2 separate regions of the Homo sapiens genome follow, and region 2 is linked to region 1. A link is an interaction called in ENCODE POLR2A ChIA-PET data of the cell type or tissue named here. Cell type or tissue: PC-9. All regions are shown on one strand. Each heading gives the region's core, and the rest is flanking DNA. Links, peaks and the distances in the headings are about the cores only. Region 1 overlaps SNX3 (sorting nexin 3). Region 2 has its middle 5.7 kb from the start of OSTM1.

Evidence for each region. Peaks named below come from ENCODE experiments on the same cell type or tissue, not always from the same donor. Only the 100,000 strongest peaks of a DNase experiment are listed, where the experiment ranks them.
Region 2: POLR2A ChIA-PET joins it to region 1 with 5 read pairs; 2 of 35 experiments call an interaction of 5 or more read pairs at or near these places.

Annotation. Positions count from the first base shown.
Region 1 is chr6:108,247,451-108,250,368 of GRCh38, reverse strand. All of the region lies in intron 1 of SNX3 (sorting nexin 3), which reads left to right. Among named protein-coding and RNA genes, the nearest start is that of SNX3, 12 kb to the left of the region's middle. In PC-9, for the core only: no CTCF peak of the experiment used is centred there; no DNase peak of the experiment used is centred there.
Region 2 is chr6:108,078,953-108,081,870 of GRCh38, reverse strand. No RefSeq gene overlaps it. Among named protein-coding and RNA genes, the nearest start is that of OSTM1, 5.7 kb to the right of the region's middle. RefSeq lists an enhancer at 1,375-2,044. In PC-9, for the core only: no CTCF peak of the experiment used is centred there; a DNase peak (open chromatin) is centred at 1,350; H3K27ac peaks cover 2,169 bases.

The DNA of each region.
Region 1 (2,918 bases), core at 185-2,684:
TTTTACTCTATAAGGGCAGAACTGAGTAGTTGAAACAGTATGTTTACTATCTTGCCCTTTAAGAAAAGGTTTGCCAATTTTATGTCTAGAGTTTGCTCATGTAACATTGAAATAATGGAAATCAAAAGGCACTTGGAGAATCTATTATCAAAACATGAGGCCGGGCATGGTGGCTCACTCCTGTAATTCCAGCACTTTGGGAGTCTGAGGTGGGTGGATCACTTGAGGTCAGGAGTTCAAGACCAGCCTGACCAACATGGCAAAACCCTGTCTCTACTAGAAATACAAAAATTAGCCAGCTGTGGTGGCGTGCCCCTCTAGTCCCAGCTACTCAGGAACCTGAGGTGGGAGCATCACTTGAACCCTGGGGGCGGAGGTTACAGTGAGCCAAGATCACACCACTGCACTCCAGCCTGTGTGACAGAATGGAACCCTGTCTCAAACCCTAAAAAATATCATGAGGCTATGGAAAAAGCATTCATTTAGGAAGCCAGTAGTAAACGACTGAGGAAATAGTCATTAAATATAACACTGCACATTCATCAAATAATAAGATCTTAATGCATAACCCTATTGTTGGGTGGTGAATGAAATATTAGATACCATTCTTTCCTCCTAGAGGCCCAGTTTTACATAGAAATTGTAACTTTGTGTTGTCATCCCACTGATAATATTAAGGCCAGGCACAAGGTTTTTCAACTTTTGAAGTTTATTTTCTCACTCGAAACCTTTTATGTAAACTCCTTTGAATACCCACATAAAGGAAAGAAAGTTGGTGCTGATAAACTAGTGGGCAGCAGGTTCATGGTGGTTCAGGGTCGGTCAGCAAACCAGTGCCAACACTGAAGATGATGCCAAACAAAATTGACTGCAATCTGTTCTAGCCAGGATCATGGTTTAGATATTTTCTAGCCAGAATTAATTAATTTATTATTTTTTTCTTTTTTTGAGACAGAGTCTCGCTCTGTTGCCAGGCTGGAGTGCAGTGGTGCGATCTCGGCTCACTGCAACCTCCACTTCCCAGGTTCAAGCAATTCTCCTGCTTCAGCCTACCAAGTAGCTGGGATTACAGGCACGTGCCACCATGCCCAGCTAATTTTTGTATAATTAATTAATTTCTCATACAGTATCATCATTTAATGATTTGTGGGGTTTTGTGTGTGTATGTGTTTTAAGAGACAGAATCTCACTACATTGCCCAGGTTGGTCTTGAGCTCGTGAGCTCAAGTGATCCTCTTATCTGCCTCAGTCTTCTGAGTAGCTGGTACTACAGATGTGAGCCATTACACCTGTCTTAATGTTTTGTATTCTTACATGTTAACCCCCTATGTAATATGGCAATGTGCAGTTGTATAAATAATTTTTAATAATATTTAAGTTGGTATTGGTTGAACTATTAACATAGGTAAGTCCTTTCTACAAACTCTGTCTCTCTTGTCTAAAAGCTGGGTGTGGTGATGCATACCTGTAGTCCCAGCTACTCAGGAGGTTGAGGTGGGAGAATCATTTGAGCCAAGGAGGTTAAGGCTGCAGTGAGCTATAATGGTACCACTGCACTCCAGCCTGGGTGACAGAGTGAGACCCCGTCTCAAAAAAAAAAGAAAGGAAGGAATTAAGTTGAAAATTGAGAAACTGTGATACCAGCTCTAAATGGGACAACATAGTGAATTGATAGAATTTTTGTCTTAGTTTAGAAGGCCAGATTATGTTGATATGCTTAAGTTGGGATAAATTGCAGTTTTAGAGCGTTTTTGTTTAGACCTCAGCATGATTCTTATCTATAATTGATATTTGTTCAGTTTTCTTCCCTCAAAACATCCGATCAATTGTTTTTTTCTAACTAAATTTCTTTTTTAGAGTTGTTAACTTTAACTTGAGTAGCTCCTGTGGGTCAGTTGATTTATTGAGTACTTGCAATGCTAAGTTTAATAACACATGTTACTGCATTCAGTAAGTTCACAGCAGCCTGAAACAGGGCTAGATTTCTCTGATAAGTTTTCCCCAGAACTGTCCAATAAATGAACATTTATGAACTGTCTGTTATATTCCAGACATTGCTAGATGCTTGTTTAAAAGATGAATAAGATATGCCTAGCCTTTGGAAGCTTCCAAACTGGTGGTAAGGAGAGTGGGGAGAGGTAAATTCATAAAATATGCATAATCTGTAGTGGGAACCCAGGTCTGCCCTGAGGGGCCAGGAGTGTGTGTGGGCAGAAAGTGAGCCAGTAGTCTAGCTAGGGGGAGCACCTGTCTCTTTTGTGCTTCACTGCCAGCATCTGACATCAATGACATGCCAGAATCACACAGTAATAATACTGGAGTGATTCCTTGTTACTCTCTGACACAAACATTTTTCTCGATTTTTATTTATAATTTTATATATAATGTATAATTTGGTTTTAAAATTGTTATTTTAATTTTTATTTTTTAATAAATAGTGACAGGGTCTTGCTGTGTTGCCCAGGCTGGTTTTGAACTCCTGAGCTCAAGCAATCCTCCTGCCTCTGCCTCCCAAAGTGCTGGGATTACAGGCATGAGCCACCACACCCGGCTATAATTTGTTTTAAGCATCGATGTTCAGGCGGTATGGTAGGCACTTTCACTCTGTGTTTTCTCTGATATAGTTTATTCTACTGCATTTTCTTACAAACTGTAATTACTCTTATTTCCAGTTAAAACAAATGATAGGCTGGGCGTGGTGGCTCATGCCTATAATTTTAGCCCTTTGGGAGGCAGAGGTGGGAAGATCACTTGAGCCCAGGTGTTCAAGACCAGCCTGGGAAACATAGGGAGACTTAAACGTTGTTTTTTTTTGTTTGTTTTTTGTTTTTTAATTATCTGGGCATGGTGGCATGGACTAGTAGTCCCAGCTACTTAGGAGGCTGAGGTAGAAGGATCACTTGAGCCCAAGTGGTTGA
Region 2 (2,918 bases), core at 266-2,765, 170 kb after region 1:
CTGCTTATATTCTACCCCTCTCTAAAGGAAATCATATTTCAATAAATATTTATTGAGCATCTATTTCATGCCATTGTTCTAAGCACTGAGAGAGCAGTGGACAACACAGTCTTTGCTCTCAAGGAACTTAAATTCCAGTGCGGGGAGACAGAAATAAACAAGTGTATAGGATTCCGTATGGTGCTAAGTGCTATGGAAAAAAAATAAAGCAGGTTGGGGAAAAGAGAATGCTGATAAAAGCAGCAGATCCCAGATTCTTCTAGGGCATAACAAGAGCTTTGCTTTAACTTTGGGTGATATCTGTAGCCACTGGTGGGGTCAAAACAAAAAAACTGACATAACCCAACTTAGGTTTTGAAAGGATCACTTTGTCTGCTGTAGTTAGAATAAACCATCCATGAGAGAGAAAGAGTATCAATAGGGAGACTGTTTTATTGGCCTTGGTTCCTGGGCCTTTTCTGGTCATCTTCGACTACCTTCTTGGCCTAAATTCTTGCTTCCCCACTATTCCACGTTTTAATGGGAAAAATTGTCAAAGTATAATTTTCAAAAAGTTAAAAATGTGACTCATACAAATATAGAATGAAAATGTGTCGAATGTTTATTAACTCATTAATATTAACTCAATGTCTCTCAAACCAGGTATAGGCACTGAAAAAGTAATGTTAGAATTAGGTTGCTGGACAGCATAGAGGATCATGGTGGACGGGAGGCGGGACTAGATTGCAACTACCACGCAGACAGACAGAGCAGTATGTGGAGACTCGCACTGTAACCTTTTGCTCCAGAACTACTGCAGGAATAAACCAGGAAAGCTGAGAAAACCCACAGACTCTCTGAAGAAAGCGGATGACTCCTGTAGGACACTGGAGACAACCCAAATACTGTGAATGCCCAAGCTGTGGTAGTGGGAAAAGAGAACTGTCCACCCCTGAACACATACCCTCACTGGGGAACCTGAAGGTCTGGATCACAGGAGAATATTCTGACCTTACCTGGAGCTGAGTCAATTTAGAGAGCAGAGCAAAATACAGGGGTAAAGGAAGCAGCAGGAAAAGCCCTGTGGGCTCTCTGGGTCCCCTGGGTACCCATTTCTGCCTTGTCTCACAGGGGTCCTTGAGGAGGGCTGCCAGAGAAAAGACCACAGGGAGAAGGAAACCTCTAGCTGAACTTTGTAACAATTCCAACTGAATGTGAAGTCTCCTGGCCAGAACCCGGTGGAGGTCATGAATCTGGAATGCAGACTTCACAGGCTGAAAGGAACAAAAACCCAGCTGGCTTTCACAGTGGGAGGCTGGTAGCCTGGGGCAAGCTCTCAGCCCTGCTCTCCCACTGCCTGGAAATTCACTTGGTGCTGTTGGGGGGGTGCACAGTGGGAGTGAGACCAGCCTTTTGGGTTGCTTGGGAGGTGGGTAAGGCCTGTGACTGCCAGCTTTCTCCCACTTCCTTGACTAACTGCATGACACAGCAGAGGCAGCCTTAATCCTACTGGGAACATAACTCCATTGACCTGGGAACCACATCCCCATTCCCCACAGAAGCCGCAGCAAGACCCACCCAAGGAGAGCCTGAGCTTAGACAGGCCTAACCCTGACCCAACCTGATGGTCTCCTTCCCTACCCACCCTGGTGGCTGAAGACAAAGGGCATATACTCTCCTGAGTTCTAGGGCTCTGCCCACCAGCTGATCCTCCCTATACTACCACAGCTGATGCTCTCTTCAAAGTGCCACCTCCTGGCAGGAGGCCAATCAGCACAAAAATAGTGCATTAAACAACCAAAACTAAGGACCCTCACAGAGTCCATTTCACCCCCCTGCCACCTCCTCCAGAGCAGGTGCTGATATCCATGGCTGAGACACCTGCAGACTGTTCACATCACAGAACCCGGTGCAGACAATCCCCAGTACCAGCCCAGAGCTTGGTAGACCTGCTGGGTGGCTAGATCCAGAAGAGAAATAACAATCACAACAGCTCAGCTCTCAGGAAGCCACATCCCTAGGAAAAGGGAGAGAGTACTTCATCAAGGGAACACCCCATGGGACAAAAGAATTTGAACAGCAGCCTTGAGCCCTAGACCTTCCCTCTGACACAGCCTACCTAACTGAGAAGGAACCAGAAAAACAATTCTGGTAATATGATAAAACAAGGTTCTTTAACACCCACAAAAAAATCACACTAGCTCACCAGCAATGGATCCAAACCAAGAAGAAATCCCTGATTTACCTGAAAAAGAAATCAGAAGGTCAGTTATTAAGCTAAAATCAAGGAGGCACCAGAGAAAAGCAAAGTCCAATTTAAGGAAATAAAAAATGATACAAGAAATGAGGGGAGAAATCGTCAGTGAAATAGCATAAATACAAAACAATCAAAACTTCAGGAAACAATGGATGCAAAAATTGTAGAAATGCAAAATGTTCTGGAAAGTCTCAGCAATAGAATTGACAAGCAGAAGAAAGAACTTCAGAGCTCAAAGACAAGGTTTTTTAATTAATCCATATGAAAAAGACAAAGAAAGAATAAGAAAATATGCCCCAGTATGCTGATTGTTTTTTACTTTATTTCCAAATTCGAGGTAATTTTTCTTAACAATTTCTCATGAAAACATTTTTTTTGAAAGTCTCACAGAGTCTTGATTAACATTTTGAATTTACATGAGGAATGTGAGGTAGCATCGTAGGTCAATTTCTCATCTTCTTTTCTGGTTTTCCAGACGTTTCCCTTTGATTGCTAGTTTTTGCTGTTACAATATCGTAGACAAGAGATGCAAAGGATCTGAATTTAGGCAATAGCATTACTTTTTTTTTTTTTAAATCAGGTTTACATTCAAGACAAGACCTTTCCTTATTCTTACACTATGGGGCTATTGTATCATGATGAATATAATCTTCTCTCATAATCATTAATCTCATCAGCAATG